Linked DNA regions of Homo sapiens: regions 1 and 3 are each linked to region 2. The links are chromatin contacts, found by Hi-C or POLR2A ChIA-PET in ENCODE. All regions are on one chromosome and are shown on one strand. Each heading gives the region's core, a stretch centred on a gene start or an enhancer-like site at or near the end of the contact. The rest is flanking DNA. Distances are from core to core; before and after follow the strand shown. Region 1 has its middle 44 kb from the start of PIK3AP1. Region 2 holds the start of TLL2 (tolloid like 2). Region 3 holds the start of PIK3AP1 (phosphoinositide-3-kinase adaptor protein 1).

What was found. A loop is a pair of places that touch in the nucleus more often than their neighbours do. ChIA-PET counts read pairs that join two places held with the same protein, here RNA polymerase II (POLR2A). Pooled maps may share reads with other maps.
Region 1: a map of IMR-90 shows a loop between it and region 2 (21-fold over the local background). The contact joins the enhancer-like site here to the promoter of TLL2 in region 2. A Hi-C loop is called at or near these places in 1 of 168 maps with a recorded cell type or tissue (IMR-90), 2 of 37 single-sample maps with no recorded cell type and 1 of 50 pooled maps. POLR2A ChIA-PET finds 5 or more read pairs at or near these places in 2 of 52 experiments (CD4-positive, alpha-beta T cell and GM12878).
Region 3: a map of naive thymus-derived CD4-positive, alpha-beta T cell shows a loop between it and region 2 (3-fold over the local background). The contact joins the promoter of PIK3AP1 here to the promoter of TLL2 in region 2. A Hi-C loop is called at or near these places in 1 of 168 maps with a recorded cell type or tissue (naive thymus-derived CD4-positive, alpha-beta T cell) and 9 of 50 pooled maps. POLR2A ChIA-PET finds 5 or more read pairs at or near these places in 2 of 52 experiments (HepG2 and activated CD8-positive, alpha-beta memory T cell).

Annotation. Positions count from the first base shown.
Region 1 is chr10:96,763,028-96,765,842 of GRCh38, forward strand. No RefSeq gene overlaps it. Among named protein-coding and RNA genes, the nearest start is that of PIK3AP1, 44 kb to the left of the region's middle. Within about 2 kb of position 1,449, at least 3 of the 41 ENCODE cell types and tissues checked have a DNase peak (open chromatin) inside an H3K27ac peak, as active enhancers do.
Region 2 is chr10:96,512,501-96,515,554 of GRCh38, forward strand. TLL2 (tolloid like 2) reads right to left here and starts at 1,426. Exons shown (of 21, transcript NM_012465.4): 1 at 1,011-1,426. The coding sequence starts at 1,185. RefSeq lists enhancers at 1-17, 1,207-1,276.
Region 3 is chr10:96,719,223-96,721,998 of GRCh38, forward strand. It overlaps PIK3AP1 (phosphoinositide-3-kinase adaptor protein 1), which reads right to left and starts at 1,292. Exons shown (of 17, transcript NM_152309.3): 1 at 1,160-1,292. The coding sequence starts at 1,172. RefSeq lists enhancers at 814-923, 1,774-1,883 and silencers at 1,054-1,303, 1,354-1,653.

The sequences.
Region 1 (2,815 bases), core at 199-2,698, 250 kb after region 2:
CCAGCTTCTTGATACTCTTAATCATAAATTTAATAAGAGCATTTGCTGATTCTTTATCATATCTGCTGCAGCTATTTCCTCTAATCTCTTCCTTTCCGTATTTATAGATTTTGTATATACTCTTATTTTTTACCATGTCCTAGCAGCTCAATTTTTCCTGTATTATTTATTGGTTTATGCTAGAAGGTAGTAGAAAATAGTTAGAAATGTATGAATTCAAATTCTAACACTCTTATTCCTGCTCTGCCACTCTGGGTGACTGAGCAAATTACATAACCTCTCTAAGCCTTCTTCCCATCTGTAAAAACCTGATATCACTAATAATGGCACTGAGCACACAATGTCTTATAAGGATTAAATGAGATAATGCAGGCCGGGCGCGGTGGCTCACGCCTGTAATCCCAGCACTTTGGGAGGCTGAGGCGGGTGGATCACGAGGTCAGGAGATTGAGACCATCCTGGCTAACATGGTGAAACCTCGTCTCTACTAAAAATACAAAAAATTAGCTGGGCGTGGTGGTGGGCGCCTGTAATACCAGCTACTCAGGAGGCTGAGGCAGGAGAATGGCGTGAACCCGGGAGGAGGAGGTTGCAGTGAGCTGAGACTGCGCCACTGCACTCCAGCCTGGGCAACAGAGCGAGACTCTGTCTCAAAAAAAAAAAAAAAAAAAAGAGATAATGCATAAAGTGCACCTGGCACATAGCAACTCATAAAAGTAGTTACATCATTGTATTATTACTGTTATTCTTTTATTTGTTCAATAATTAGAAAAATGATTGTTTACCATAGCTGTGATAAATGACTGACTTGCTTTTTTACTGGTAGCTTTGTTTTTCATCTCCTTCATCCCTATGCAGCTCTGTTTTTTTTTTTTTTTTTTTTTTTTTTTTAGGAGTCTGGCTCTGTCTCTCTGTCTCCCAGGCTGGAGTGCAGTGGTATGATCTCGGCTCACTGCAACCTCCGCCTCCCAGGTTCAAGTGATTCTCATGCGCCACCACACCCAGCTAATCTTTGTATTTTCTGTAGAGACGGGGTTTCGCCATGATGGCCAAGCTGGTCTCAAACTCCTGACCTCAGGTGATCCACCCGCCTCAGCCTCCCAAAGTGCTGGGATTACAGGTGTGAGCCACTGGGATTACAGGAGGCAGCTGGCCTCCTATGCAGCTCATTTTGATGTATAATGGGTACATCTGAAGCAAGAGAGGGAGATGGAGTCCAAGCACCAGAGCTCACTCATCAGGGATTCTCATGGGGGCAGTTATGAGGGAAATGGGGAACATTCTCATGGGAGGAGAAAGGCTTATAAATTAAGCCGGAGAAGTTCATTAATAAATAGGCTGTCCACATTAACACCTGTCAATAAACAGGATTCGAAATGGCAGGTGAGGAGCTACAGAGGGTACTGCATCTGGAAACCTGGTGGGCAATGGCTCAGAGTCTGAGGGCTGAAATGAGGAAGTGCGGTATCAGCATGGAGCAAGCCAAGCCCACGGGAGCAGTGAAATGGGCCAATACTTAATCAGTATGCACCACAGTCTCACCATACAGTGAGACCCAGAAAGACATTTGTTCTGCTAGAATGCACATTTCTGTTATGGGAATCAGCTCACTGCAGAAGTAAAATTATAGCCATCATCAGGGAAGGAAGAAGCGCTCAGCTCAGCTGCTACACTAATTGCATGAGCCCTTTCAGCTGTATTTTAGGAAAATGGCAATGAGCACACACACCCAGGGCCCTTTTCCCCAGCTCTCAGCCAGGTTGCACTGCTTCCTGGATCCACCTGACTAGCACTCAGAGCCCACCACCATCTGCACTCTTTCAACACTTGCCAGACCAGCTCTAATTAAAGTGTTGCCAGCATGTTCCCACTCTATCACATTGAACATTTTAAATATCTACTGTGACAGTCTCCAGCCACACTGAGGCAGTCTGGGCAGTCCAAGTTATCTCCTTATGTGCAAACCACTATTTTTATTAGCATTCTGGTTACAGATTTCCACAGATTACGAGTGATCTGCCTCTAACCCTATTTTCCCCATAAGCCCTATTACTCTTACTGCTTGATTTTGCCGAACACAAGGTTCTTGAGGAATGCCTAAGTGTTGGGTGCTCCACGCACTGCCTTGGATCCTCTTGGCCACACCTCGATTCCTGCTATTATTTGAGGACACAATTCTATGCAGGCTTCAACTCACCTCCTGTGGCCCTGCCTCACCTCAAGCATGCGCTGTACATCTTCCCCTGACCCCGCAAGGTTCTCCGATGCTGTGGTGCGACGTGCCTGCGGGAGCACCCCGGCACTCGCTGATGTGAAACCTACAAGCGCAAGGGCGTTACAACCTTCAAGATGACCCTCTGTCAATGCTAGATGGGAGTTCATGGGGGAACACTTACAACTTCTGCCTTTCATCCATTGGGTGGTCAGTTTGAGGCACTATCTGTATACAACTCCTCAGAAGTTGCTGTTGGGATGGAAGCCCCCGTGCCCACTGCAGTCACCAATGTGACTGGCTTGGTTTTCCTTCTTCCCTGGTCAGTTTCCTTAGTCTCCACCCCTGCTCCCTGGTATCACCACTGTCCACAGTAAACTACACACACAGTTCCTTGTACCAGGCTTGTCTTCCCAGGGGAATAAGACAGCATGTGCTGCATTAAAATGGAAACACCTTTACTTACTTTTACGTACTGTTAATCAACAGTCACTGCCCAGTTCTTCCAAGTGGCCTTTATCATCCCTTCCCTGTAACTTCCTGGGTCCCCGTTTGAGACTCCCCCAAAGGAGTAATGTCACGCACAGCAGGAGGCTGCCAGCA
Region 2 (3,054 bases), core at 176-2,675:
AGGGTGGAGGTCGCGCTCTTCCCTCCCCATTCTTCTCTGCCGACCGCCAAGTGAAACGGGGCCCCACAAAGCCGGAGATAAACACCACTACTCGCGGGACACTGGCCATGGGCCAGGAGCGTCTGTGCGAGCCTCTGAGCCCAGCATCTCCCTGGGAGCGTGAGCGTGAGCACCCCTCTGTCCGTGCTGGAACTGCCCCACACTCATCAGCTTGCTGGAACATGCGCTTGGCCCTTCGGAGGCTAACGCTTCAACGACTCCAGCTCGGAAGCCGCTCCCCTCAGGACTCACGAGCCGATCAGTGGCCCCGAGGAAGCGGGAGCTGCAGCGCCCGGGCGGCGATTGCGCCCGAAAGGCCCGTACGTCCTGGGGCGCCGCTTCCTGGAGGGATTAGAGCACCTGCCGGCTTCCATCTCCGCCCGCCCAGAGCGACCCTCAGGCCGGTACCGCTACAGGGAAGTTTCCGGCTATTCGAGTCTTGCTCATTCTCCCTCGGCGACCCCTTTCCTTTTGCCCGCTGTGACGCTTTTCTTTTTAAAATCTCCCAAGAGTAACCACAGATCTTGGGAAACTTTGCGCGAAACTTAAAAATGCTGTGAAATCGGAGCCAGGAACTCCATCTGAGCCTCGGAGCGCCGCGCCCAGTCCAGCTCTTCTGCTCCGGCCCGGAGCGTCTGGCGGTGGCCAGTGCTGCCCACTCGCTGTCAGGCGGCCCTGGCACCCACCCCGGCCCCTGGGCGCCCTCTCGGCCTCTGGCACCCGCTCTGATTCGCTTTGGGAACGCGCCAGCTGTCGCCCCCCGGTGCGCACCGCAAACCTGGGGCCGGGACATCCCAGCCTCGGAGTGGTTTTTAAGCAATTCCTCGGAGGCATTGTCTTCCGGGGGAGCCGGGGATCTCAGGGGAGGGGAGGGGAGACCCGCCCCATAGACGGTAGTGCAGGCTTGCCCACCACCTCATTTGCATTTCAAAGGCAAACTTCTGCGGGACTTCCCCAGCGGCGGCACCTACCGGCTTTGCAAGGGTCGTGGTAATGCTCCAGCTGCTGCTCCGTGCCCTCCTCGCCGTCCAGCTCTGAGTAGTCTGCGGTGGCGTCCGGGCGCTCCCCGAGTCCCCCGGCGCCGCGAGGCAGCGGCAGCAGCAGCAGCAGTGACACCAGGGCCCCAAGTGCAGTCGCCCGGGGCATGGTGGCGCGGGGCCGGCTGGGGCAGAGGGAGTTGCGTGCACGAAAGCTCAGCTCGGCCGAAAGACGGCGCACACTGGGTCGGTCGGCTCCGGCCGGGACTCGGTGGTTACACAGGGCTGCTGGGCATGGCTCAGGCGCGGAGCAAGCGGAGCGCGGCGCCCCCTGTCTTCGTCGAGGCAACCGGGAAGCAGCCGCTCGGAGCTACTTGCCCGGCGGCCGAGGCTGCGGCGGCTGCGAGTGTGGCGGTGGCGGCGGTGGTTGGAGCAGTGGCCGCTCCGCCCCTCTCCACCAGGGCTGGACCACACAGCCTTCGCCCGGGGCCCTAAGCAGCCAATCACTCGGGCGCCCGAGGCGAGGCCCCTCCTCTTCCCGGCACCTTCGCAACTTCGGAGGCAGGCGAGCGAGGTGAAGATGCTGGAGCCAAAGGCCGGGGCCAGCTCCGCACCCACCCAGCCTAAGGCGCCTGCCCGGGGCGCCACCTCGGCCTCTGGCTCCCGAGAATGCTGCTCCTGAAGATCGGGACTGGGCTTCTCGCCTTGTTTTATTTCCATAACTCACTTTACAACTCCCCGATGCACACGTGGCCAGAGTGGTTAGAACTCGGAGCGCTGGACCAGGAGCCCTGTGTACGGATTCATGTCACTACCAACTGGCTATGTGCATTCGGGCAGCTGCTTCTTTGCAGGGATGAGTGAATGTCTCTCAGGTCCCTCTCAGCAAAGAAAAAAAAATCGAGGATTTCGATTCTCTCAGCTCTCTCCACATTCCCTAGTCGAGCCATGAAGGGCGCTTGCTGGCGGCAACTAACCTAACCTAGTGGCCGGCGATAGGTAATGAAAAAAGATTTAAGTCCACAGATTTCCCCTCTCGGTGACCCTATCTTTCAGTAAAACCGTCTAAGATGCTTCACACAGTCAAAAAGACACAAATGAACAGCTGTACGTGCTACTTGTGTTAAATTACAGACATGTTTTTATTAAATAAGCCACTCACCGTTAACTTGATGGAATAAAAATGACCAATTTCTGAAGTCTGTTTTTTTTTTGCCAATTAAAAACATATGCCCAAATAATGACACTAATCAAGAGCTATTTGAAACCCACTTCTATTTTGTACCTAAAATGTAAAAATTCTCAGAACTGAGCCATTTTGATTTAGAGATATAAAAAGTATTATTACTGTGAGGCTTTTCAAAGATCTTTTTATGCAAGTAAAATGGCCCTGTCAACTATAACACACAAATGTGTATGTGTAGAAATGTTTTGCATCATGCCCAGTAGAATCTTTTTTCAATTTAAACTGCAAGCAGAAAAATGGACAACTTTCCTTTTGGATTTCCACATGGTTTCACATACATCAATGACAAAATAGTCAACAGGGAGCCCAGAGCTGGGCTTCACATCAAACTCTGAATTTCTTGCACTTATGGTCATCTGTCTTCTCATCTATCAACTGGGATAACAAGTCCTTCACACAAGTAAAGGGCTAAAAGTTAACTATTGGAAGGATGCTACTCATATTTTGTCCTCGTTCTTAGAAAGAAATGCAATGTTGACCCTGCCTCATGCTGTTTTCATCAAATGGGCACATAACATACAGAATGGAGCCAGACAGGGCAAGATCTGGTTAGAAACTGGCAGGTGGAAGGAAGGAATTTGAAGAGGATAAATGCCACCAAATGGCAGGAAGGCCAAGTGGCCAGCGCATAGGCAAAGGAGTGGGAGGGGGTTGAATGGCATGCATTTCTGCCTGAAAGCCAGGAGTCAAACCCAACGCCATAGCTCTCTGCATTCACCCCCATGAAGGTCATCACCTCTCAGTAGACGAGTCCAAAGAGTCAACATCTAAAAGGCCTAACAAACTTCTGTG
Region 3 (2,776 bases), core at 42-2,541, 210 kb after region 2:
AATCACTCCTGGCCTTTTCTACCTCTGCTTCCGAAGCACCCTTACCAGACCCTCAGAGGATCTGGGGAGAGCTGGCTCTTCATTCCAGTGTTTGCTCACCTCCTGTAAGAACAGTGCCTTCTCCTGGCCACCTAGATTTTCTTTTTCAAGGGGCACCTGCAACCTGTTTTCACAGGTTATCCCTACTAAAACATCATAAAGTGGGCTGGGAAAATACAAGTAAACCCATTTGTAAACACTGTAACTCTACCTCCTCTCATCTAGTAATTCCTTGTTTACTTATTGCTTTCCTCTACAGGACCATAAACTCCTGGAGAGCAGAGACTAGGTGTTTCCTGCCCACCATGGAGAACATATTAGGTGCACAGTATCCATTGGAGTGCAATAGTAAGGACTCATTAATTGTCTCCGTTATCATCATTATGTGGCTTGTCCTGGATCTCCGTCAGTGAGCGACTTGCCAAGTGTGTACACCCATGAACCAGAAGGCAACCCAAGACCAGCCAGAAAAGACGCTTGGCACCCTTTGATGAGTACATTTACCCAGTGACCGCCAACTCTCCCCATTCCCCAAAGTTCTGCAAAGGACGCAGGAAAAGTAAAGTTCAAGGAATAGTGTTCCTAGATCCCTAGCAAAGTTCTAGACCCAAAACACAAAGCCTGGGAGGGGTGGAGGAACGGGGCTTGGGGAACTGTCCCAAGGGCCTCCCCGGCTGATCTCTCCGCACCACCTAGGACTGCCTGAGCGCCCCCTGTGGGTCCACGGAGCCCAGGAGACGCGTTTGGCCCTGTAGACCATCCACATCGCCCGCCCTCCGCTTCTCTCAACTCGCCTCTCGCTTCAGAGTCGGAGGGACAGGGGAAGCGACGCTCAGACACTCCTAGGGCCAGAGGTGGAGGGAGCGAAGGAGACCCTGAAGAAGTGGGAGGGGGTCGGGCCAGGCAGGGGCTGAAGAGAATCGCGCCACAGGCTGGGACGGGAAACGTGGGAAAGTTGGAGTGGGAAGTTTGCGACAGGGAACATAGAAAAGAGCAGAAAGAGGGCAAGATCCCCGCACAGAGGACGCAAACAGAAGCAAGCGGGGGAGCGCGCCTCAAGGGATGCGGGGTACGAGAGAGGGGCCGGGAGCCCGGGGACCCGCGGCGCCTGCCTACCCACCTGAGGCTGCCATGCCGCGGGGCGCCGCTCACATCCCTGGCTCGCTGCGTGCCCGGGGCCGGGACCGGGGCCGGCGGCGTCCTGGCTCGGGCTGGAGGGGCGCCGGGCTCCGCGCGGGACCGGCCGCCGCTCTGGCGCTTCCTCCCTCAGGGCAGCCCGGCCTCGCCACGAGGGCGTGTCCACAGAGTCCGCCCCGCCTGCGGGACTCGGCCCGCGGCACCTGCACCCGCGGCCGTTGGGGAGGGGAAGTGAGAACCCCATGCCGGCCGCCGGCCAGCTCCCCCCACGGCCCCCTGCTCAGGGGCAGCGAGAAGGCGGGGGCTTCGCGCCACGTGCGCCCCACTCCTCGGGAAACCAGCCCTGATCTGCCACCAAAGGGCAGCCCGAGGTGGAGGGGGTGTGGGGAGGAGGCGGAGGGGGAGAGTGTGGGGCTGCCAGGCCTCTGGGAGACAGGGCGGGGGTGTGTGTGTGTGTGAGCACCAGCTGTCCAAGCCACCTCCTCATCGCCTGGGGCTTTGTCCCTAAGCCCCTGCTGCCCCAGCAGGAAAGGGGAGGGGACAGGAAGGGGAAGAGGAGGAGGGCTGGGCACCTGGCCCTGGGTGCTCGGCGTTGCCCTTGAGTGCCCTCCTGTGATCTTTCTGCCGTTCCTTGGATCTGGTCTCCTGATGGCACATGAACATTAATTATAATGTCACATGATAAATGTCTAATAGAGTTTCTCTGCCATTCATTTCCTGTGTTCCTGTCTGCTGGGCGCTGCGTTTAGCACCTTACACACATTATCGCATTGCATCCTCACAGCAACCTTCTGAGGTAGCACCTATCACTGTCTTTACATTGGAGCCAAAGAAACAAGCCAAATACCTTGCTCAGGCTTCCACAGAGAACAAAAGCTCCCGGAGGTTCAGTACCAAGCCAGTCTGCTTCCAGAGCTAGAACTCTTGCTTAACCCTTGCCTTCACCTGCCCTCTTCTTGGACTCCTCCCTTTGCCTGCTGCCGAAATTCAACTGAATAGCACATCCCCTTGGAGTTCTCAACAATCCAGGGGCCAGAAGATGGACCCAGAGAGCAGAGATGAGGCAAGGTTAGGGCTGAAGTCCAGGTGGAAATAAAATGAAATGGATTTAAGAACGGGAATATCAGGATGAGGCCGTGCATTCATTTTCTTCTGTTGCCATAATAAATTACTACAAATTTAGTGGCTTAAAACAACACCAACTTATCATTTTACAGTTCTGTAGCTCAGAAGTGTGACATGAGTCTCCATCGGCTAAAATCAAGGTGGTGGCTGGGCTGGGTTTCTTTCTGCCAAATAGAAGGGAATCAATTTCCTTGGCTCTTTCAGCTTCTAGAAGCCATCCACATTCCTTGGCTCATGGCCTCCTTGTTCTATCTTCAAAGCCAGATGGCCCTGCTTCTGTCATCATATCCCTTTCTCTGACTCTCTTCTGTCTCCCTCTTCCAGTTTTAAGGATCCTAGTGGCCGGGCGCGGTGGCTCACGCCTGTAATCCCAGCACTTTGGGAGGCCGAGGCGGGCGGATCACGAGGTCAGGAGATCGAGACCATCCCAGCTAAAACGGTGAAACCCCGTCGCTACTAAAAATACAAAAAATTA